3 separate regions of the Mus musculus genome follow, and regions 2 and 3 are each linked to region 1. A link is a loop called in an ENCODE intact Hi-C map of the cell type or tissue named here. Cell type or tissue: heart. All regions are shown on one strand.

Region 1 (8,000 bases):
CCTCTTTGGGTCCAGCCTCTGCTGGCCTCATCCCTATCCTATGCCTATGGATGTCCGTGGATGTCTGTTTCCATCCGTGCAGATGTTGCTCTGCTGGCTCGTCAGCCTTCTGCTGGCCACAGTCGGAGGTGAGGATGCTGTCACCATCCCTCTAGAGGAAAGATGATGTCCTGAGCTTGATATCATGGAGACTGAGATGGATAAATGGCATGTCATGCTTAGTAAGAACTTAATGTTTAAGTAGTAATTAGTTCATGCTAAGTAGTAAGTACTTAACGTGAAGAACTGTGTGACTTGCACTGAGCTGCCTGGCAGCTTCCTGTGCTATTTTATCATAGGTGGATGTGCTTTGAGTTTTGCCTGTGGGCAAGGGTGCTTACTAAACATGCCATTGAAGGACAAACCTAGGACCCTCAGGGTAGAGTGTCTGAGAAAGAAACCTGGAAGTGTGTATGTGTTAGATGTGTCCAGCACCCAACAGCTCTTACAAGTGCAGAAGATCCAGGGTCCACCTGGAAACCCTTCCTGTGACAGATGATATTACTCCTTCCCAGAACCTTATGCCTGTCCTGTTTGTGGTTTGTTCTCCCCCCGCCCCCTCCAGGGAAAGAGGTTTGCTATGGACACCTTGGATGCTTTTCCAATGACAAGCCCTGGGCAGGGATGATTCAGCGGCCTTCGAAGATATTCCCTTGGTCCCCAGAGGACATTGATACCCGCTTTCTTCTGTACACAAACGAGAATCCAAACAACTACCAAGTAAGTGTGGGCATGGAGTGCCTGTGTTGGGTGACAGGAGTCAGTATGAACCACATACTGGGGCCACTAAGTGGCTGGCTAGGGCATAATTAACACTTTGGGACTGTCCTAGTGTGGGAGTTCTTGTCTCTAAGGGTCATAAGCCTTGAGTATCTCAGAAAATATACAAATAAAATACCAAAGTGTACACGGGGACATTTATGGAGAAGCCCAGGCAGAACCCATCTAAGCACTCCATCCCTTCTCTCATGGAGCAATAATATATGCATAGCCTTCCCAGGATGATACAAGACAGGAAAGGAAGACATGCAATTCAACACAAAGGATTTGAAAATATGAGGTCTCTGGGGAGATTATCAGAACAGGCCTATTCCAGATGGTCAGGTGACCAGGGAGTTCTTTTAAACGATGACATTGCTATGAGTTTAAGTAGTTCAAGCTTTGGCCCCTGGCAGGTGGGTCTATCTCTGGGTGCCTGGGGTTATCTACTACGGGACTTAGTTCCTCCATCTTGGAAACTATGTAGACACAATGGCCATTCCTGTCTTTATTGTCTTATCTTTCTAGCATTTGCTGGCATAAGAGTCCCCAGCAAACCTGTGGGCATATGGAAGTCTATGTTGAAGTACCAGGCTCCCCAAGCTGGAGCTCAGGCCCTGTGGCTTCTAGACAAGAGTTTTCTACCTTCCTTATTCCAGGAATCTCTTTAGCTACCCGAGGAAGCCTGCAGGCCCTTCTCAGGATAGCATGTCCAAATAGACACAATAAAATGTAATGGACTACAAAGAAAATCAGAGATTGAAAACAGTCATCAGCATGTGAGAAAGACAGAAAATATGTAGCATAGTATTAAATGTGCAATTTTATCATCTCAGTAAAGACTGATCTGGTTCAAGCTTCATGAAGACGGACAGTCAGAGAACATGCGCTTTCCAGATTCACAGGACTCAGCCACAGGGTTCTAGACCTGGGATCTCACTGGTCCCATCGGTCTGGCTGCCGCAGGTCTGCAGATGGGCCAGGACAACATTCAAATTCATCTTCTCTAATTTAACCAGATAATCTCTGCCACCGACCCAGCCACCATCAATGCTTCCAACTTCCAACTGGACCGCAAGACACGTTTCATTATCCATGGATTCATAGACAAGGGAGAAGAAGGCTGGTTGCTGGACATGTGCAAGGTTGCTATCCGTCCTTCTCACCCAAATCCCACACCCCCGTGCCCCTGACACAGGAAAGGGAATGTTCCCGCAGACGAAGATCCTTCCGAATATCCACCAAGGAAAGCATGCTTTTTGGGTCTCTGTTGTCACATTCTCCCACTCACTCACAGCCAGCAAGCCTCAGAGGTGGGGACTCCACATGCTACATTTTACCTCTGACTCATGTAACATTAAAACAAACATGTTGCCATCTTAAGCTCCACTAGCTCATGGTCGAGTTCTGTGTCTGCTGGGAGCCACTGGCTGGGAGCAGGTTTGGAGCTTTTGAAATGCACTAGTGCACCGGATGACCGGATTGTGAGCCTAAGGATTTGTTTAGACCTGGCTTTGAGCCCTGAGATTAGGAAAAGAACCCCCCCCCCCCCGCGCAGCCTCAGTTTCCATATCTATTATGTAAGATGAGTATAGCCCAAAGGTCAGCCGTGCCAGGGGGGAGGGAAACTGAAATGCTAACAAGGATCTCTTGGAGATGAACTCTGAGGTGTGCCACCTGGCCTTTCTCTTTCTCTGCCCTAGAAAATGTTTCAAGTGGAGAAAGTGAACTGTATTTGCGTTGACTGGAAGCGCGGATCCAGGACTGAATACACCCAAGCCTCCTACAACACTCGGGTCGTGGGCGCTGAGATTGCCTTCTTGGTGCAAGTGTTGTCGGTAATGGTCCAGCCTAGGGCAGTCAGAGAGGGGGGTGGAGTTAGAAAGAGGGGCAGAGTTAGAGAGGAGTGGGTCAGGGGGTGGAGCTATGGAGGAGTGGAGTTAGATTGGGGTAGAGTTGGAGGGGCGGAGTTAGAAAGGTGGAGCTAGAGAGGGTGAAGTGAAGGAGAGGGGCAGAGTTAGGGAAAGAGGTGGGGTTAGGGAGAGGGGCAGAGTTAAGGAACCATACACAGAGGGGTGGTGTTAGAGAGAGATGGATTTAGAGAGGGGCTGAGTTAGAGGGGAGGAGTTAGAGAGAGAAGTTAGAGGGGCGTCATTAGAGGGGCACAGCTGGAGGAGAGGGACACACACCTGGCACACAGAGATTGCTAGGGATCAGAGGGCAGGCCTGGGGCCACAAGTCAAGGAAGCCAAGTTCTCAACCCCTTCTGAGGTGAAGCAACAACTTTTCTCCTCGCTGTCTACGATGCCCTAGATGTGGGCCAGGGAGCCTCGGTTTTCCCTTGTAACGTAAGGCTGCAAGCTGTTCTGGGAAGAGTGAGCAGATTGTGACACCCAGCAGTTCTCTCTGGAAGACAGCTTTGGGCGTTATCTTTTACCATATGGGATGGGGATGGGGTGGGGGACTTAACACTTGGCTCCCTTTCTTCCCTGTTGTAAATTCTGGAGGACCCACAGCTTCCCTCTCACTGCAAGCCAGTCCTCTTAAGATCAGGGCAGAGGTCTTCACTGCAACACCAGGTGGCGGCAGCAGCCACAGAGGTGGCCTGCAGTTAGCGTGGTGGCCACTGGCCAGCACTGTTGCTGCATGTAGGAGCAGGGAATCTTTTCCCCTGGAGTCTCCAGCTCCATCCCGCCTGCCTTCTGGCAAGGGCCAGGCTCTACTCCCCAATCTTCTCGTTCCCAAGTGCTTCCAGGGGACCTAACGCGCCCTCTTTCCACAGACAGAGATGGGGTACAGCCCAGAGAACGTGCACCTCATCGGCCACAGCTTGGGCTCACATGTGGCTGGGGAAGCAGGCAGGAGGCTGGAGGGCCATGTGGGCAGGATCACAGGTAGGAGTCATGGGAGCCAGTCAGAGGTCTAAGGGGCCCCAGGGAGTAGGGGAAACCTGTCCATGCCTGTTCTACATCAGAGAATCCCCCTCCCCTTACCCTCCCCTTCTCCCTCCATTCCCCCTCCTTCTCCTCCTTATATTAGGTGATGTCCTGATTTAAAAAAAAAAATGCTTTTCTTAATTAATGCCTGCTAGAAAATCCATAGTCATAGATAAAAATGTGTTTGTAAAACAAGAAAAATATAACCAGATTCAGAACCCTAACTTCAGAGACATTACTACTGTAATGTAACAAAGTTATTTTTGTTTGTTTTTAAATGGTATGATTTTTAAAAACCCAAATTTATCAGTTCTACTTTTTGAATGTTTTAGCTCAGTTTGGCACAGCCAGAAAGAGACTTATCATTTAGGAAGTGCCTGGTGAATGAAAGAATCATTAGAAACAGCTAATGCCCATAAAAGCATACCCAAACAGCTATTCACTTTGTGCAGTCAAACCAATATGTAACCATACCCCTCTCTGGTGGCTTGAAGGATAGGAATAGTATTTATAGTCCTGTAGACATTTTCAGTTCGCAGAGGACTGTCTGTTACATCCGTTCGTGGGACTTTCATAAGCCTGAAAGATGGATGGCTTATCCTCACTCTCTGGATGAGAGTAGATGGACAGACATTTCACATTTTTCTCATCCCTGCCTCTCTTTGAAAAATGATGGGCATAGTATCTGCTTTAGGAAATCCACAGACCAGTCCAGAACGTAGAAAACTAAGTAGACAGAATTCAAAACAGAATTTATGAGCATAAAATAATACAGTGGTTAGGAAAGCCTGGGGAAGGAGCAATAAAGTTTCTATGAGGAGGTTGTATTTGAGACTGGGCTTAGTGAAGGGGGAACTGGATAAAGGGAGAATGTGCAGAAAGGTCAGAGGCTGAGAGGTACAGCTCAGAAAATGATGTGGAGGAGGTGTGGGTCTCTGGGACTGGTGAGCAGCTGAGTGAGGCCACGGAGCTTATGATCTCTGTGTGAGGAAAATCAGGAAGGGGGAATGAGAGGTGTGTGCCCCAGGTCTTCCCTGGAGATGACTCTAGGGATTTCTAAGCATGCTGTGGGCAGTATTCCTGTTCCCCACCTCTGTTCTGGTTTCCAGAGCTGGGGCCTCTCAGAACAGCAACCTCTGGGATATGCAGGTCTTTACCCAGCGCACCTCACCTCAGTTTGTGGTTTGACACTAAGACCTTGTCCTTCTCAGGCTGTGATGTTTCTACGTCTATTCTACCTTTCAGGGCTGGACCCTGCAGAGCCCTGTTTCCAAGGCCTGCCCGAGGAAGTTCGGTTGGACCCATCGGATGCCATGTTTGTAGACGTGATCCACACTGACAGTGCCCCCATAATCCCCTATCTAGGTGAGCTCTACACCCACTCTTTGTGACCTGTGACTGATAGCATTGTGTCCAAGTGACACCCCTCAGAGACACACAGCTGCAGAGGAGACATTAAATATGGTTAACTGCAGAGCACCTTAGGCCTCCATCGATAACAATGGGCACCAGGCACAAACGATTATCCAGTGCAATGCCACTGGTACAGTGTGACCCCCCCAGACTGAACCACAAATTCTTCTATATTCCCGAGAGGCTATGACTCCTCAAGGCTTACATCCCTCCCTGGATCCAGAGGAACAGATGTTTTCATTTGACCAGACTGAAAGTTTTTATACTTAACTCTTTATTTTAAAAAGTTGCCCAAGTTTTGACTATCGTTGTCCTGTTGGAATTACAGCCTTCTGCTTAATTCTTCAGAAATAAGCATTCTTTTTTTTTCAGTCCTGCATATTGTATAACTGCTCAAGAGATATGCAGCTATAGGGTCTGCTCACCTATAGGGTCTGTTTTAACGAGGATGATAAAGATTATGGCAGGGTTATCATTTACTGCATACTTAGCATGTGCACATTTTGCACATAAAAGCTTATTATGGAACACCCTAAAAGGGAGACTGTCCCCCACCTCTGAGGCTGAATAATGCAGTAAGATCATGAAGTCAGTCAGCGGAACCCAGGTCTGATCATAGCTCTGTGCATCTTGAAATCTAAAGCTCCCCCCATTTGCCCATTACTCCCTAAGTAATCTCTGGGGTCCCACTATAGCAACACAGTCTTGAAGGTCTGAAATATAGTTCAGTTTTAGAGAATTTCTGTTGCATGCTCACCATATCACAAATTTTTAAAATTACAGTGCAAGAGGCTTGTTTAAAAGCACATACTGCACTTGGAGAGGACCTGAGACTGGTTCCTAACACCCATAGTGGGCAGCTCACAGTGTTCCATTGCTCTATCTCAGGGAGTAGATGCCTCTGGTCTCTGAGGGCACCTGCACTCATATGCATGCACACACACACATATCCTCAATATACATATAATTTAAAAATACATGTTGTAGAAGCCAAGTACTTAAAAGAATAAATGTAATGCAAATGCTACTATATACATGCCTACTGGTGCCTTATGATCTTAGATTTATCAATACCGTCCAGGGTCTCTCCAAGACAGACAGAAAGGCACACATACGAATTGATGCATACACACTCACCTATACCTTGCCCACCGCCTCCCCCACTCACTTCCTGTGTTGATCCTTCTTTCTTATCCTGCCCGTTGCCCATCTCTGAGAACTCTCTGCAAAAAGAGCTGGTGTGGCTAAGGGGGAAAGTACCAAGGAGGCTTGTGCTTCTGCTCAAATGGATTGACACGTCCCCAAGATCAGGATGTAACGTTGGGACCGTGTACACCCTGACTCACTTCTGCTTCAAATGTTTCAGGTTTCGGAATGAGCCAAAAGGTCGGCCATCTGGATTTCTTTCCCAACGGAGGGAAGGAAATGCCGGGATGTCAGAAAAACATCCTTTCCACCATTGTTGATATCAATGGAATATGGGAAGGTACGTGTTTGTGTGTGTGTCTGTGTCTGTGTGTGTGTGTGTGTGTGTGTCTGTGTGTGTGTGTGTGTGTGTGTGTGTGTGTGTGTGTGTGTGTGTGAGAGAGAGAGAGAGAGAGAGAGAGAGAGAGGATGCAGCACCTGCCCCGTTGGGGGTGGAAGCAGAGTGTAGCATGAGAGTCTGGCCACTGTAGCAATGGAGTTGCTGCCTTCTGTTGTCTCGATCTGAGTCAGGCATTTCACAATCTAAGATACTTTTTGTGTTTATCCCTATGTCATACATGCAGGCATTAAGTACCTGAAGTGCTATATACTTTGTCCAAGGCTACACAATATATAGGCTTAGCTTCTTACTAAAGGGCTCTCAGTTGTCAGGACAGGGGCTGGATGGGCCACCCAGCTCCTGCTTTACCTACCTTCACGTGTTCTTAGCACCTGCTCCTTGAACAACTGCGGAACCCCACAGGATGTGGGAGCTCTGCCTTTCTTGCTATTGACGGATTGACTATGCCAGGCAGGGGACCTAGCTGACTAGAAGTAGATGCACTCTGAGGGTTTCTGGAAAGCCTGGCAGCCATGTGACTTCCTGAAGCCTGTGTGTGACTTTGTTCATCTTCAGAGCAGAACTTACAGGCTTAGTATTGTTGACATCTGAGAGACACGGATAGGCCTGCCCCTTGTTCTAGTTTTCCATTACTCTTTGCCCCTTCCCTGAGACCAGGCTTCATGTTCTTTCTGAGAGAGGGGGCTTTGAGTCAGTAAGCAACTTGTCGACACGTTTTTTAAATCGGAAACTCCGTGTGGCTGGGTCTTAATGAACACCCCAATTACCCCAGACCCTGGCCCGAAGCAAGCACCAAGCACATGTTGAGTGGCTTGTTATAATCTTTAACTGTCCCATGTGCTTAGTGTCTGCAAGAAGTATGGAGAAAGCAACATCCAGCATGAATGACAGAGCTTTTGACTGCTTGGCCCCTTACCAGGTAGCTCATTGGGGACTGGCTGTTCTCCCCCTAAAAAAGCCTGAGTTGTGATAACAGCAACCCCCTCCCAGAAGTGAGGAGAAGGCACACACAATAGCAGAGAACCCAGTTTAATTAAAGAGGCAATTTAGAGTGAACCAGCCCATGAGCACCGGAGCATGTTTCTATTGTGTGTCGCGCAAGTCGCGCAGCCGCTGGGCACAGGGAACAATTGAACACACTTTCTCCTCTATTATGGGATCCCTGAGCAGCAATTTTGGATCAAAGAAACAATTAAGTTTAAAGCAGGTTCTGTTGTCTACTGAGGGCACTGGTGTGAGCCCTGAACTGGAGGCTGGGTTGTGAGCACAGCAGGCAGGGCTAGGAGCCCAGGGAGTAAAGCTACCCC
Region 2 (8,000 bases), 140 kb after region 1:
CCTACCAACCACCTCCAAGATAGCAAGAGCATTAACCACATATTGACTATCTGATATTAAATTAAAGGCCCCTGAATGTTGTTCAAAAACCTTAGTCACAATCTGTAATTCTATAACTTGCAGTGAGGCAGGGGGGAATTGTAAAACTATAGGCACAGAGCCTTGAACTAAATAGGCTCCGCATCCTGACTTTGATCCATCTATAAAAATTAGAGGAGCCCCTTTCAATGGTACTAGAGAGGTAATTACAGGAAAAATTATCGGGTGAGCTTTACACAACTGTAAAATAGGATCTTTGGGAAAATGATTATCTATCTTGCCTAAAAAACTGCATCTTAAAACTGCCCAGTCATCTACAGTGGCAGGCAACACTTCAACTTGTCTACTATCATATGGTACAATAATTTCATCAGGAGGGGTGCCAAAATGCTGCACGCATTGCTGTAAACCCAGCAATGCCAATTGGGCAACCGAGGCAGGATAATAGGATAACACTTTGGCGGGGGAAATTTTAGGATGGATCCATAATAAAGGAGCCCCTAGCCAAAGGGCTCCAGTAGGTTGATTTTCTGATGGCAAAATACATAATGATATAGGAAGATCAACCTCTCTCCTCTTTAAAGCAGCAATTTGAATAGCCTTCTCTATAACTTTAAGGCTTCCCTTCCTTCTTCTGTAAGAACTCTCTCTGAATCCAGGGCTGTCGCTCCTGGCAAGATGTCATAAAGAGGTTGCAATTGCTTATTTGTTAGACCCAGATAGGCCTAACCCATTGAATATCTCCTAGCAACTTTTGAAAATCATTTAAAGTCCTTAGATGATCAGTTCTGATTTGAATCTTCTGTGGAGTTATATATCTTTCTGTTATTTTGCTTCCTAAATAATGGATGACCTTACCCTTCTGCACCTTTTCAGGGGCTACAACCAATTGCTTTTCTTTTAATTTTTGGATAACTTTAATTGTCTCACTCCGAGAACCTCAATAGTCCCTAATCAGGGAACCTAATAGTCTCTAACCGAGAACTTGAATCGTCCCACTTACCTGGGAGCTTTCCAGCCAGCTACCCTGACCTCTTGAAGTTCTGGACCCGCAGCACTCTCGCAAAGCAGAAGTCCCTGTATGGGTTCCACAACTTGTCACATCCACCCCGACCAGCAGGAAAGACGCAACACCACATTGTCCTTCTTCAAGCAGGTTTATTCAGGAACACTTCGAATTGCAATGCAGGAACAGGAATCCCCTGAACAACCCCGGGGCACGCCTTAAATACTCTACTGACTCCTCCCAATCACCCCAGTCACTTAACAGCGGTCCATTGGTTCACAGCAAGTGAGGACACCTCAGGCGAGCTGACAAGGCATGGCATCTGTGCAGTGCAGGTGGCTGGGATGTGGCTAAGTCTGAGGTAATGAGGAAGTCAGGTGCAGGTCATAAGACCTGGCAACTGTCCTGGGCGCCATCTTGGGATGGCGGCCATACCCGCTAACTACACAATAGCACCCAAGCACAAGCATTATCACATTCACACCCAGGAACACTCTGGCACACCCATTCTCACTGGCTCACTCTCAGGCATGTACATACTCACACAAGCATACAATCATGTAAATGCACACAAAGCACACTTGCCATCACACTTGTTCACCCACACTTGACATATTCACACACACACACACACACACCAACCATTCAAATTCACAGGTCATACACACACACATTGTCACACCAACATATATATATCCACACACTCCTCTGAATTCATGAACTCACACAGGTAAACACTGTCACACTAACACATTTATTCATACACCCAAACTTATACTCTTGTGTACACTCACACACAGCTGCTCATACAGATGCACTCGTTTGCACACTCACACACAGTTCATACAGATGCACTCATGTGCACATTCACAGCTCATACAGATGCACTCATGTGCACACTCACAGCTCATACAGATGTACTCATGTGCACACTCACAGCTCATACAGATGCACTCATGTGCACACTCACACATGGCTCATAGAGATGCACTCATGTGCACACTCACACACAGCTCATACAGATGCACTCATGTGCACACTCACAGCTCATGCAGATGCACTCATGTGCACACTCACACACAGCTCATACAGATGCACTCATGTGCACACTCACAGCTCATGCAGATGCACTCATGTGCACACTCACAGCTCATACAGATATACTCATAGCTCTCTCCAGTCACGCACAGACTCATACACCATGTCACACACTCACTCGCTCACATTTTCTCATTTTCTTTCCATATCTCACACTCAATGGACTTTCACATTCTCCCTCTCCCTCCTCCTCCTCCTTTCCCTTGTTCTCCCTCCCTCCTCCCCCTCAGGAGTATGTGTACTCAACCTCCCTCACCCCCTCCACACATTCAGCTCTGCAGACTTAGGTGGAAGGTTCTAGCACATCACTAAAATTCATCTCATTGGGAGAGAATGAAGTGGGGGGACACAAAGTGGTTTTCACACACACCTCCCTTTTATTATCTTCCTATTTGTTGTGAATATGAACAGCTTATCTAAAAGCTTAAAAGGTTTGTTGGTGCCTAACTTCTTGAGTTCTTTATATACTTTGGATATTAGCCCTCTGTCAGATGTGGGGTTGATGAAGTCCTTTTCCCAATCTGTAGGCTGCCGTTTTGTCCTATTGACAGTGCCCTTTGCCTTACAGAAGCTTTTCAGTCTCAAGAGGTCCCGTCTATTAATTGTTGATCTTAGTGACATGAGCTGTTGGTGCTCTGTTCAGAAATTAGATACCAACAACCCAAATAATGCAATTTAAAAATGGGATAGAACTAAACAGAGAATTCTCAACAAAGGTATCTAGAATGGCCAAGAAGCACTTAAAGAAATGTTCAAAGTCCTTAGTTATCAGGGAAATGCAAATCAAAACAACTCTGAGCTTCTACCTTACACCCGTCAGAATAGCTAAGATCAAACACTCAAGTTGGCACACACTGGCGAGGATGTGGAGAAAGGGGAACACTCCTCCATTGCTGGTGCGAGTGCAAGCTGGTACCACCACTCTGGAAATCAGTCTGGTGGTTGCTCAGAAAATTGGGAAACAGTTCTACTTCAAGATCCAGCAATACCATTACAGAGCATGTACCCAAAAGATGCCCCACCATCCCACAAGGACACTTGCTCAACTATGTTCATAGCAGTTTTATGAAACACCTCAGATGCCCCTCAATGGAAGAATGAATAAAGAAAACATGGTACATTTACACAATGGAATACTACCCAGCTATTAAAAACCAGGAAATCATAAAATTTGCAGGCAAATGATTGAACTAGAAAATATCATCCTGAATGAGATAACCCAGACCCAGGAAGACATCCATGGTATGTACTCACTTATAAGTGGATATCAGCCAGAAAATACAGGATAACCTTGGTACAATTCAGAGACCCAAAGAAGCTAAGCAAACAGGAGAGCTCAAGGGAGGGTACTTGAATCTCACTCAGAGGGGAAATAAAAAAGACACTGGGTGTGGATGGAGAGAGGGACCTGGTGGGAGACGGGGTAAGGAGGGGACTGGGGGTGAGGATCAGATATGGGGATAACAGGGGTTGGGGGTGAAAGGGTTGGGAGTGAGAAGGGAAATCAGTGGTGGGGGAGCATCTCTGGGAAGTGCCTTAGACCCAGGATGGGGAAGCTCCTGGGAGGATGTGGGGGTGACCCTAGCTGAGACTCCTCGCAGCAGGGAATATGGGGAGTGAAGTGGTCACCTCATGTAGCCAGGCAGGACTTCCAGTGGAAGGAGGGGGGCAACAAGCCACACACACAACCTTCCACCCAAAATCTGTCCTGACTACAGATGTGCAGGAATACAGATGGAGCTGAGATTGGGGGAATGGCCAACCAATGACTGGCCCAACTTGAGACCCATCCCATGGGAGAGAGCCAACCCCTGACACATTAATGATACTGTTATGCTTGCAGACAGGAGCCTAGTGTAACTGTCCTCAGAGGTTCCGCCCAGCAGCTCACCCAAAAAAAGGCGGAGTCCCACAGCTAAACATCAGGCAAAGCTCCAGGAATCTTGTGGAGGAGTGGAGGGAAGGATTGGGACCCAGAGTGGTCAAGGACACCACGAGAATACCTACAGAGCCTGGGACCATGGGGGCTCACAGAGACCGAGCCACCAACCAAAGAGTATGCATGGGCTGGACTTAGGCCCCCTACACATATGTAGCCGAGGTGAGGTTTGGTCTTCATGTGGGTCCCCTCACAATTGTAGCAGTGGCTGTCTCTGACTCTGTTGCCTATCTTTGGTCCCCTTCCCCTAGCTGCCTTGTTAGACCTCAGTGAGAGAGGATGGGCTTAGTCCACTTGTGATTAGATTTCTCAGGGTCGGGTGGTACCCAGGGGAGAAGGGGGGGAATGGGAGAAAGGTGTGGAAGGGTGGGACTAGGAGGGAAGGGAAGAAGGAACAGGGAGGCAGAGAGCTGCATGGCACAATATATTAAAATAGGGAGATGAAGGGGAGGGTCGTATAGTTCAGTAGATGGGACAGGGAGGGGAGCAGGACACTCATTGTTCCCTGTTAGGGCCCTGGAGCTGCAAGTCTCTAAGCCAAAGACACTGGGCTGCTGGGGCTGGAGCAGGAAGTAGGAGGGGCAGAGGCTGCAGCCAAATCCTTCTGCTGTGCCGCTGATGAAGTACAAACATACTAAGGAACATTCCAACGGGATAGGAAGAAACAGTAAGATAAACAGCTGTGCCGTGGTGCAAACTGGAAGCTGGAGGATACGTCCTGAGGAGGCTAGGCAATCAAGGTTCCCCTGCAAAATTCGAGTCCCTGATTTAGAGGCAGCGGGCTCGCAATGTCCTTCCAACACCGCCCTCTTGTGGTGCATCTGGTAACTGCATACAGCTCCACACAGTAATAGCGGCGATTTGAAACTGAATACAATTTAATCCTTAAGTGAAAAGAAGCGTCCTGTAAAAGAGGGCAGACCCCAATGCAAAAGTTTGTCCCTGGACTGTAATTTGTGATCTTTCTCCCAAGTAAATCTCCCCCAGGGTCAAACAGTTTTCCCTCCACAATACTTAAAACGTTATAGTGCTAAAAAGGACGAAAGGGATATTACATGGAAAAGCCTATTAGAAGCTGGTGAGCATCTCTCCAGATTCTGTGAATCCCTGTGCTCAAAGATATGTGAAAACACACAGAAATAGGGCTACCAAAGTCTTGTCGCCTCAATTTTGTTTTTTATCCTTGTTTTCTGTTTCAATAATATGCTGTGGTCAGACATCTGCACAATAAACACACAGTATGTCATCATTTTTAACATTCTGGAATTATTTTGCTGCCCTTTTCTGTTTTGGGAGGGGCGGAGGGGGGCAGGGTTTCTTTATGTACCCTTGGTTGTGCTGGAACTCATAAAGACCAGGCTGGCCTCAAATTCAGAGACACACCTGCCTCCTCTTACTGAGTCTTGGATTAAGGGTGTACACCACGTCCAAATTTTGCTGTTGCTTTTTGCTTTTTGGTTTGTGGTGCTAGGGATCAAACCCAGGGCCTCACACAAGTCCTCCACTACTGAGCTACACCCTTACTTTTTAAATAATTTTGATAGAGTCTCATTAAGTGACTTAAGCTAGCTTTGAACTCACTCTGTAGCCCTGAACTAAAATTCTCCTACCTCAGCCTCCTGTGGGGGGTGGAATTACAAATATGCCACCATGTCCACTTGTTTTGATTATAAAAGTTAACTCTGTGCACACCAATCGTGGTATGAGACAACCTTCCTGCTAAGGCCAGCACGCATGGAATTGGTATGGTGGGGTACCCGTCAATTACTTAAATTGTTGAGGAGCAGACATATAAAAGTGGGTTTGTGATCTTGATACAGAACACAAGAAGGGGAACTCTGGTTAGGTGTGACATGTGGTGTTTGCCTGGTGGAATACTATGCACCCATTATTCCAGTCACAAACACACCAATATGCAGGGAGGGTCACATAGCAAAGCAAAGGCTCACTACATTGTACATACAGATTGCCCTGCTTTAAAGTACAAAATTCATGTTTCATATGTCTTATCTTTATATTATATATAAAGAAACACACACACACACACACACACACACATGTTCCTGAAGGAAAAAAAATGTTTCTTCAAGAACACTCCTGCCACTCCTAGGAATCAGGAATGGGAGAGTATGGGAGAGTATTCACCCCTATATATTCTCTTTCTCTCTCTCTCTCTCTCTCTCTCTCTCTCTCTCTCTCTCTCTCTCTCTCACTCACTCACACACACACACCTGCACTGTGACTTATGTAATTAGCCTCTGTTGATGAAGGCTCAGGTGTTCCTCTATTAAGAACAAAGCTGCCACAGCTACTGCATTGGCTGCTTTTCTGTCATAGAATACAGGAACGACGGACAGGAAGAAAGACTTAGTTGGGCTCCTAGCTGCAGAGGGTTCCAGGAAGAGGACAGAGAGAATGTGACAGAAAACAGAGCCAGACAGAGCGTTTCAGAGGCCTGCTCCCTATCGACTCACTTCCTCCAGTGAGGCCCCACCTCCAGCATGTTCACCCTCCAGAGACAGTCCCACCATCTGGGGACATGAGACTGCTCGGCATGAACCCAGGAGCAGTGTTCCACACCCAAACCTTCATAGCCCCCTTGGATCTCAGGCACTGTAGATCCGTCTCTATATCTAAGTAGAACTCACAGAGGAAACTGCCCCATCAGTTCTTTGGGGGTGAGACCCAGAGTGTGTGGAGCAAGCCCTCTGACCCTGAGGCACGTCCCTGGTCCCTTGTCCACACTATCCACGGTAGTGACCACCATCACGTGGCCGATGGGAGGGGAGGAGTTGCCCCACTGCGTTTCTGAAGTGCCCAGGCTCTGACTCTGGCTGGGGAGGCGGGCAGTGGCTGTGCTCCATTTTCCACACTCTTGGTCAGGCTTAACAAACTCTCCACATGCATGTGTCTCTCTCACAACACTATCCCTGCTATTGCTGTTTTGTCAGCCTGATCCCTCCACAGCAGCCAGTGTGAGCCTCTGCCCACAGGCCCTGCTCACATCCAACCAGGGGCTCTGCTACATGCTGCAATCAACCCAACCCCGGCCGTGGTCTGCGCGGGGCTGTGTCGTCTGGTCCTTGACTGCATCTTCCAATCTCATACTTCCTTATAGTTCATATCTTCATTCTACTAAGGCTGAGTGCTGGCCAGCCTGCTGCTCCAGTTACAGTCTAGGCCTAGGGCCTCTGTACTTTCATTCCCTGCTTGGAATTCTGGTTCTCTCCAAAGCTGGAGGTCTCTTTCCTGTGTGCCTACATCTCAGTTTGAATGTCCCCCTTGGAGGAGCAGCTTCCACCCTATTCTGGGGGGGACTCTTCCTTCCAGGATGCTAGCCCCTCTAGCACAGCCCGAGAAGGCGTTCCACACCTACATGTCCACGCATCTTTGTGGTCCACAAACTATAGACTGTCTTGCCCCTGCTGTGACTGCAGCACCCAGGACAGGGCCTGCTTCGTGTTGCGTTTCTCCAAATGGCCACTGGGAGAAGTGAACCATCTTTTCCATAGACAGCATTATAAAGAAAACCCGACAGAATCTTTTCAGTGTTACGATTTGGGGGGGGGGGGGCTGGATTTGCAAATAGCTTATTATTCAGGGGGAGCAGTACACCCCACCCGCTGTACCTACTTCTTCAGAGAGAAGCAGAAAGGTTAATACGGCCCCGTCAGAGCAAAGGAGCCAATTAGTACAACTGCAATTCTGAAGAAGAATGGAGGTTAATTGCTTGGAGTCCACATGTCTCAAACGCCTAATGCTATATCATTATTTTTTTAGCTACATATTATTCATTTCATACACTTAAGTATTCCGCCTTATTACTAATTAGTAATTCCTTATCCTCAAATTTTGCCCAATGCAGGCTGTCACCATAGGGACTCCTCAGCCCCTATCTCCCCCTCCCAAGATAGAACA
Region 3 (8,000 bases), 430 kb after region 1:
ATCGGGGGAAGGGGGCGAGAGAGGGAAGCTGCAGGGTTGACACCAAGAGAAGGAAAGAAAATAACCCAGAAAAGAATCGTGCCGCTGGAAAAACTGGGGGAGGAAAAGAGCGGAAGGTATTGCTTCGGGAGGCACCCGAGCCGCGGGGCTTATAGAGGGACTGGGCCTGAAACTCGGCCACGTCCTCCCGGCCCTGCTCCGAGTGTCCCCGGTCAGGGAAGGTAAGAGCCGACCCAGACTCATCTAGAGACGGAGCAGAGGAAGTCGCAGCCCGGGGCTCGTCCGGGCGAGTCAGGGTGGGCACATTTCTCCCGTAGTAGCATTTGCGGGGGACGGAGGAAGTAGTTGGGGGCAGGGGGCGATAGTGCCACCCGGAGCCTCGCGGAGTCCCCGGTGTTCGGCTGGAAGCTCCTGTCCCAAGTACTGCTCTGCGCTCTGCATTAGGCAGCGGCCGAGTTGGGAGCACACCCGTAGGGGCCCGCGAGGTTTTTCCTTGTCTCTTGGGCGACGACCTTCGGGAGATAGTCAAAAAGCTGGTGACCCGCGCACTGACAAGATCTCCGAGTCTCCACCTGAATCCTGATGGCCTAGGGACCTTACCTCGGCGACTGGCCCAGCCTCAGAACTCCTTCAAGCCTTTCTCTCCTAGTACAGGGACCTCAAACTCCGGAACTCCCGAGATGGAGCAAAAAGACACTACCTACGCATTCCCGCGCCAGAGGAGGGTCCCTGGGGGGGCGCTCTCCAGATCCTAGGGGCGAGGGTTACCTTCCCAGCACCTTGCGAGGGTGGGTACCAGTCTGGGCCCCATAACACCGTCACTGCTACTTGTAATTTCTTCGCTTTGCCCCTCCCTTTGGAGAAAGAGGCAGTTTTACCCAAAGGTAGCGCTGGGTGAGCCGTGGGTTTGAGAGTTAAAGAGGGTCTTCTGTCTCAGAGGAACTTCTTAGCACCAAAATATCTCCAGGCCAACATTTTTTTTTAAACCACAAATTGATTATTTTGAGATCTCTCTCTCTCTCTCTCTCTCTCTCTCTCTCTCTCTCTCTCTCTCTCTCCTCTCTCCACATTGATACACTGATGATCCTTCAGTGGTAGAGAGGGGAAGTGTTTTTTCTGGGTTAGTGTCTTCTTTGCCTCCTTTCATCCTCCAAAGTCCAAGAGCAGTCAAACGAAATGTGTTTTGTTTTGTTTTTGTTTGGTTGTTTTTTTTTTTTTCCTAACTCTTGCGATAAAATTCAATGCTCCTGTCTGGACAGTTCACATCCAAGAAGGCTTGTGTGTGTCCAGCTCTGTGTAGCCAGCTACTTGAACGCTTTCTCCGAAGATTATGGTGACAACAGGGTGACAAGAACCAGGGAACTAACAGCTCTTGAGTAGTCATTTGTACCAACCTGTACTTGGAGGTGAGACATGTATGTACACAACCTTTTCCGCTCCACTTTTAATTTTTGTCAGAGGAGGTCAGAATTGGCAGATTAAAAAAAAAGATATTATTTGCAGAGTTATGAATGTCCCCACAGAAACTATTTCTATCAGACCACTAGTTGTGACAGGGTTAGGAAACCAGTTTAAACTGTTAATCGGCCACAAAAAGGGCCTCAGATCGACGCCTTTCATTGTAAGGCTGTAAAAGCTAAGCTGTACATCGGGAAGAAATTAGACAGCGGCAAAACCATTACCTTGACTTCCCACAATAAAGACAACCTTAAGAGGGGCTATTGATGGTTTCAAATTACATCACAGCAGTTTGTGGGTTCTTCCTCCGAGCTCATGGAATACAATTTTAAAATGTGGATTCTTCAAAGAGCAGTCGCCGGCATGGTATTCACACATGGACAGGCAGCTACCCTTTGATTTTATTTATTGCAAAGTGGAGGTGAAGAGAGGAAAACAAAGACAAACAACCAGAATAAGGAGTTTAAAAAGAATCATGTCCGGTTTATATTTCCCAAGCTTTCTGTGCTCTTTCTTGCAGGGAAACTGGGGTGGGGGTGGGGGGCGGGAAGGGGACCAGAGGGAAACCCCTGTGCATGGCCCGTCCTGTCCGCCCTCTGCTTCTGAAGGTTCCAATCTGCACTCAGACTTGTGGGTTAAAGTTGGGAAAGACATTTTCCCAAACACGACTCCAGGGCCAGGGTCACACCGAAACTCCACTAGTCCTTTGGGGAGAAATCTCTCCGTTGGCCATGGTGGCCTTGTGCCTTCCACCAGCCGATTCCCCCGAAAGAGCTTGTACATTGGTAAAATTCACCGAAAGCGGGTGGCCCACCCTCCTCTTTTACTCTCAAAAGTGGTCTCTGCATTTTCAGGAGTCTCAAAAAGAGGAAGTCCCTCTCAATCGCCATCCTTAAAGTCACCTTACTGTTCTCGAAAGGCCTATAAAAAACGGGGTACCCTGCCACCTCAGTTGGCGTTTCTCTAAGTTAGTGGTGGAAACCCACACGGTGTCTGTTATTTTTATCCACTAAAGACAGCCAAGCTGAGTTCTTCCAGCAAAGGGACCATGGCGATTTTTTTTTCCCTGTGCTGGGGCGGATGGGGCTGTTGGGGTCAGGAGAGCCCTGAGGGGACCTCTACAGCTTCTCTGAGAGAGTGGCGCAGTGGTAGCCTGGGTGCCGCATTCGCTGCACAGCACTGCCCCCTGGCAACTGGCGCACAAACCGCTCCGCTCAGCCTCAGGGCTTCTTTCCTGCCCACTGGGGTGAACTCAGCCTTATCTTTCCAGATCACATCCCTGCTAGCCAAGCCATTTCAGAGGCCTGAAGAAGGACCCCCAACTCTTGTAAGAGCCTCAGTTCTGTTCTCCCCAAAGGGATCCAGGATCTAGGCTGTAGGGTGAACTGGAGAGGAGAGGCTGCAGGAAAACAATGATTTCCATCTAGGAGGGGACAGGAGCGCAGGCTCCCGGTGACCTGGTCGAAATGTACCTAAGGAAGGAGGACAAACATGGCTGGAGCTCAGATTTCTATTGGGAAGCTGCCGCAGAGGCTGTGTTCCCTGACCTCAGCACGACCTAACCACAAGTTCAGCCCTACTGGATAGTTTGTTTCAAGCTTTGGGGCTGGCCCAGATAGAGAAGAGTGTGTTGAGACCAGGAGAGACAGGTTGACTTAGGTAAGTTACTTTTCCTTCCCGTATACAGGTTTCCTTGTGTGGTTTTCTATAGTGGTGATGAAGATTAATTGATACAATATCCTTAAGGGGTGCAAGTCACCTGTCCAACAATTACCGCGGGCAATCTCACTTCATCTAATGCTGTCCGCACAAAAGTAGAGGTTGGTTTTTTTTTAAGATTTATTTATTTATCATTTATATTTATTTTATTTTGTGTGTATGCGTGTTTTGCTTGCATGTATGTCTGTGCACCACATGCATGCCTGATGCCTGAGGCTGAGGAAGCAGCAAGGCTCCCTGTGGGTGCTGGGAATCAGACCCTGGTCCTTTGCAAGACCAAGTGCTCTTAACCATGGAGCTAACTCTCCAGCTCCCAAGGTTTTGTTTTAGTTTTTGTTTTCTAAGATGTGTTTTATCTCATGTATGAATACGTGTGCATACGTGTGCAAATGAGTTCATACCCAGGAAGCCAAGAAGAGGGCATCAGCTCCCCTGCAGTGGAGTTAGAGGCAATTGTGAGTCTCTTGATGCTAGCTAGTTCCAGGGACCAGACTCAGATCCTCTGCAAGAACAGTGCATGCTTTTTAACCTCAGAACCACCTTCCCAGGCCAGAGCTTTTAAAGCTTCATGTTACAAAACAAGCAACCGGTTCAGCAAACAGAGTAATTTCTCAAGATTCCACAGCTAGAACATGGCTGGAGGATGGCATGAAACTAACCCCTGCTTGAAAGACCAAAGCTCCGAGCCACCAAGTTGTGTAACGTCTTACAGTGGCTAGCATTTTCTGCTTTCCACCTCATCTACTTTGTTGAGACTGCAGTGGAAATTTCCAGCTGTGGAACCCCAAGAACTCAAGGGTGGTTTGAAGCCCTCTGGCTGAGACCCCCTTCTCTGGTCCCCAAGGTATACTGAGGTTATCTTGACTAATCTGAGCACCACATGCAAGGAACCCCTACTTTCTCCTCTGCCAAGGCTGCTCTTGTAGCTGGTCATGGAGGAAGTCATTGAGTCCCCTGGAAGACTGCAGAGGTGGAGAGGGGACTTAAGGAAGGACACCTCTGAACCCTATTTGGACCCTCACAGCATAAAGTCTGATCATCTCCTATCATAAACCGAGGCCTAGGTCACTGTACTAAGATGCCATCAGAAAGTAGGCTTGGTTGGGGTTCCCCAGAGGTTGGCTCCATGCAGTTACCCCTGGGTTCCTCAACAGGTGGTTGTAAACTCAGGAGCCAGGCCCTGAACCCACACAGCCCTCTCTCCAGGCACTATCCACACTGTGGGTAGACTTAGAACCTAAGGACCAAACACTTGGCCCTAACTCTGACCCAAGACATTTCTACCATGGAGCTAGGGGTAAACATCTGGATGGAGCTGTCAGCAGCACGTGCAAGGGACTCAGCGCCCCCTGGTGGCAGGACTTAGAACTCACCCCCTCGTCTTACCACCTTTGCCACCAGATACATAAGGAGATTCGAGGTAAATGTCGGTCTGAGAAAAGGAACATGCGCCGCACATGTACAAACATGGATGCACACATGCTTCTCTTTCCAAAACCCTTCCCCCAAGGCAGAAAGTAATGATACATGTTTACATCTATCGGGATTGTTAAAGAGACTGTGTCACCCCCACTCACTGGTCCATCTGATTTATGAAATGGGGAGGCAACTGTGATGCAAACCTCTCTGCCATGCAGTGTTCCCAGATGCCTAAGGCTACATGAATAGTGCTGTTTATACTTTGAAAACCCCTTCAGAGAGAGAAAAGGTTCCTCTAAACCAAAATCAAGGGGGGAATTGTACCGAGAGTGTTTGCAAATGGGAAATGGTGGATTGACACCTGCCTTGCCTGCCTGATGGGTCTAATCCAGCCTTGTACATTAGAACACAGATAACTTGCTCTGTACCTCCACTAGGATGGCACCCTGCCCTCCTCTTTTCTCGTTTTTACAGGGAAGGAAGAGGCGTGGTCACTTTTCTGCTACAGAATTAGAAAGTCAGGGGCTGTTGTCCACTGAAGTCTTGAGGGTATGATGACTGGCAGGACTGTCTCAGGGAGCACATGGCCTTGAAATTTGACACAGTGGCCCAATTGGGTAAAACATACTCGAGGCCTGGTAATCTGGTTTCGCTTCTCATGTTTCCAGTTCTCAAAGCTGACCCTCAAATCATCTACTTGTGGAGATGAACTTCTCTGAGAGCTGGGGATAAAGAAATTGATCACAGAGCCTAGCCCAGCACTTGTTTCAGAAAATGTTTTATGAGTAGTTTCAAATGTCACCAAAAGACAAAACAGAATTATAATGAGCTCCTGGGGGGTCAAATAACAAAATCATGACAAATCTGTTCCCAAAAGACAACCCCTTCACCAAAACTTTAGTACAATCTGTTGAATAGTAGTTTCATGACTTGATCCATAGAACCTGGAGGAAGCTCCTCAGGACTCCTGATGTTCTAACAGGAGTTTCTTTAAGACTCAGGGAATATACAACTCAGAAGCTCCAGGAAGTCCCTGAAACTGACCAGATTCAGTAGCTCCTCTCTACAAAGCTTGTATAAGCAGGGAGGACTGCTGAGAGACATTCTCAGACAAGAGAAACTGCCTGCAAGAGGCTTGAACTAGATAAGCTGCCCAGGAAAGGCAAAGACCAGATAAGCTGCCAGGAAGAGATATCCTCTTACCTGTTGAGCTTCCTGCAGGCTATACAGTATGCCCCAGGTTTCCAGCTTACATGAGCAGTCACACATGTTGGGTGTACTTAGATGATAGCAGCCAGCTGTCTTTGAGTCATCTGTGCTCCTGCAAACAACACCTTGCCCAGATTCCTGAAAGTAACCCCAATAAACATGGGTTCACCAAGTTTGAACTTTGGTGGGATCCATATTTCAGTCTGTCTTGGGTTCCCTATCTTGTCTTGGGTAAGTAGATACTTGTTCGTGTCCTTCCCCAGAGATAGCTGAAACACTAACAACACAACCTCAGAACCAAGACTGGTATGCCTGAGCATCAAGGATGTCTACCGAATTCACTAAAGCTTCATCTGCACCCGGATTCCTGGAGGATCCCTTGGTTTTTATAGAACTTAAGCTGGAGGCTTGGATTCTCTGGTTGACTTGGGGATGGTATTTGTCTGCTTCTCTGAGTACTAATGTTACTTCTCTGAGTACTAATGTTACTAATGTTACTTCTCTGAGTACTAATGTTACTTCTCTGAGTGAGTACTAATGTTACTTCTCTGAGTACTAATGTTACTTCTCTGAGTACTAATGTTACTTCTCTGAGTACTAATGTTACTTCTCTGAGTACTAATGTTACTAATGTTACTTCTCTGAGTACTAATGTTACTTCTCTGAGTACTAATGTTACTTCTCTGAGTACTAATGTTACTTCTCTGAGTACTAATGTTACTAATGTTACTTCTCTGAGTACTAATGTTACTTCTCTGAGTGAGTAGTAATGTTACTTCTCTGAGTACTAATGTTACTTCTCTGAGTACTAATGTTACTAATGTTACTTCTCTGAGTACTAATGTTACTTCTCTGAGTACTAATGTTACTTCTCTGAGTACTAATGTTACTTCTCTGAGTACTAATGCTACTTCTCTGAGTACTAATGTTACTTCTCTGAGTACTAATGTTACTTCTCTGAGTACTAATGTTACTAATGTTACTTCTCTGAGTACTAATGTTACTTCTTTGAGTACTAATGTTACTTCTCTGAGTACTAATGTTACTTCTCTGAGTACTAATGTTACTAATGTTACTTCTCTGAGTACTAATGTTACTTCTCTGAGTGAGTACTAATGTTACTTCTCTGAGTACTAATGTTACTTCTCTGAGTACTAATGTTACTAATGTTACTTCTCTGAGTACAAATGTTACTTCTCTGAGTACTAATGTTACTAATGTTACTTCTCTGAGTACTAATGTTACTTCTCTGAGTACTAATGTTACTAATGTTACTTCTCTGAGTACTAATGTTACTTCTCTGAGTACTAATGTTACTTCTCTGAGTACTAATGTTACTAATGTTACTTCTCTGAGTACTAATGTTACTTCTCTGAGTACTAATGTTACTAATGTTACTTCCCATGGTTGCTATGAAGATGAGAAATACTTCCTGCAAAGTTTACCATAGGACAATGAGGAGTATCTTGACTATTTCATCCAGGGATGGAATTCAGTGAGGTGTTTAAATAAATTGTGAAGATTTGAAAACTGGGTTTCAGTTATTTCTTTTGAATTTTGAATTAGTTCTAAAAGACTGGAACCAGGGAAAGTTTTTGCCCACCTTTTGCAGTGCTGGGAGGCCAAACTTAGGGCTTCATGTCTCCTTGGCCACCATCTATTATTGAGAAATTGTCCTAGCCATGTGTGGTCAGCTTTTTATCCCAAGTCCATGGTGCCTTTAGCATATTCAGAAGCCAAAGATGGCCAGAATGAAACAAAGTTACTTAGTTAGGACCCCAAGTTTCTCTAAGGATACTCCTGGCTTGTGCGTGTGTGTGTGTGTGTGTGTGTGTGTGTGTGTGTGTGTGTGTGTGTGCTTGTCAAGGGTCAGGTCTGTATTTCTGCATCCAACATGGGATCCAGCATAGGAACCAGGGCTGACGGATGTTGACATCGTTGGATCACATGGCCTATGCACGGACGCTCCATCTACAGAACCTATGACTTTCACTTGGTTTGTCTCTCACCTGCTTTGAATGGCTCAAGTTCCCACATCACGCAGGACTCGCCATTGTTCAGACTTTACATTTCCTGGTGTTTTGTTTTTCCCCACTGCCTTTCTGTCTCTGTAAGCTGCATGGGGGTAAAGGCCACAGCTGCTTTCTCATCAGTGTATTCTTAGCCCATAACACAATGAATAATTGTCGGAATGA

The links. A loop is a pair of places that touch in the nucleus more often than their neighbours do. Peaks named below come from ENCODE experiments on the same cell type or tissue, not always from the same donor. Only the 100,000 strongest peaks of a DNase experiment are listed, where the experiment ranks them.
Region 2: it touches region 1 in a loop (10-fold over the local background); 15 of 42 quality-filtered maps call a loop at or near these places.
Region 3: a loop joins it to region 1, with 6 times the contacts of the local background. A loop is called at or near these places in 8 of 42 quality-filtered maps.

What each region holds. Positions count from the first base shown.
Region 1 is chr19:58,759,749-58,767,748 of GRCm38, forward strand. Pnliprp2 (pancreatic lipase-related protein 2) reads left to right here. Exons shown (of 12, transcript NM_011128.2): 1 at 1-128; 2 at 605-759; 3 at 1,818-1,943; 4 at 2,502-2,636; 5 at 3,581-3,692; 6 at 4,980-5,099; 7 at 6,514-6,633. The coding sequence starts at 41. Among named protein-coding and RNA genes, the nearest start is that of Pnliprp2, 4.0 kb to the left of the region's middle. In heart, a CTCF peak has its summit at 3,396 (motif pointing right); a DNase peak (open chromatin) is centred at 3,573; H3K4me3 peaks cover 230 bases; H3K27ac peaks cover 280 bases; H3K27me3 peaks cover 486 bases.
Region 2 is chr19:58,899,338-58,907,337 of GRCm38, forward strand. It overlaps a transcript of Hspa12a not described here. Among named protein-coding and RNA genes, the nearest start is that of Mir3086, 8.4 kb to the right of the region's middle. In heart, no CTCF peak of the experiment used is centred here; DNase peaks (open chromatin) are centred at 4,104 and 4,714; H3K4me3 peaks cover 398 bases; H3K27ac peaks cover 1,089 bases; H3K27me3 peaks cover 549 bases.
Region 3 is chr19:59,193,857-59,201,856 of GRCm38, forward strand. No RefSeq gene overlaps it. Among named protein-coding and RNA genes, the nearest start is that of Kcnk18, 22 kb to the right of the region's middle. In heart, CTCF peaks have their summits at 2,657 and 4,537 (motif pointing left); no DNase peak of the experiment used is centred here; H3K4me3 peaks cover 823 bases; H3K27me3 peaks cover 3,949 bases.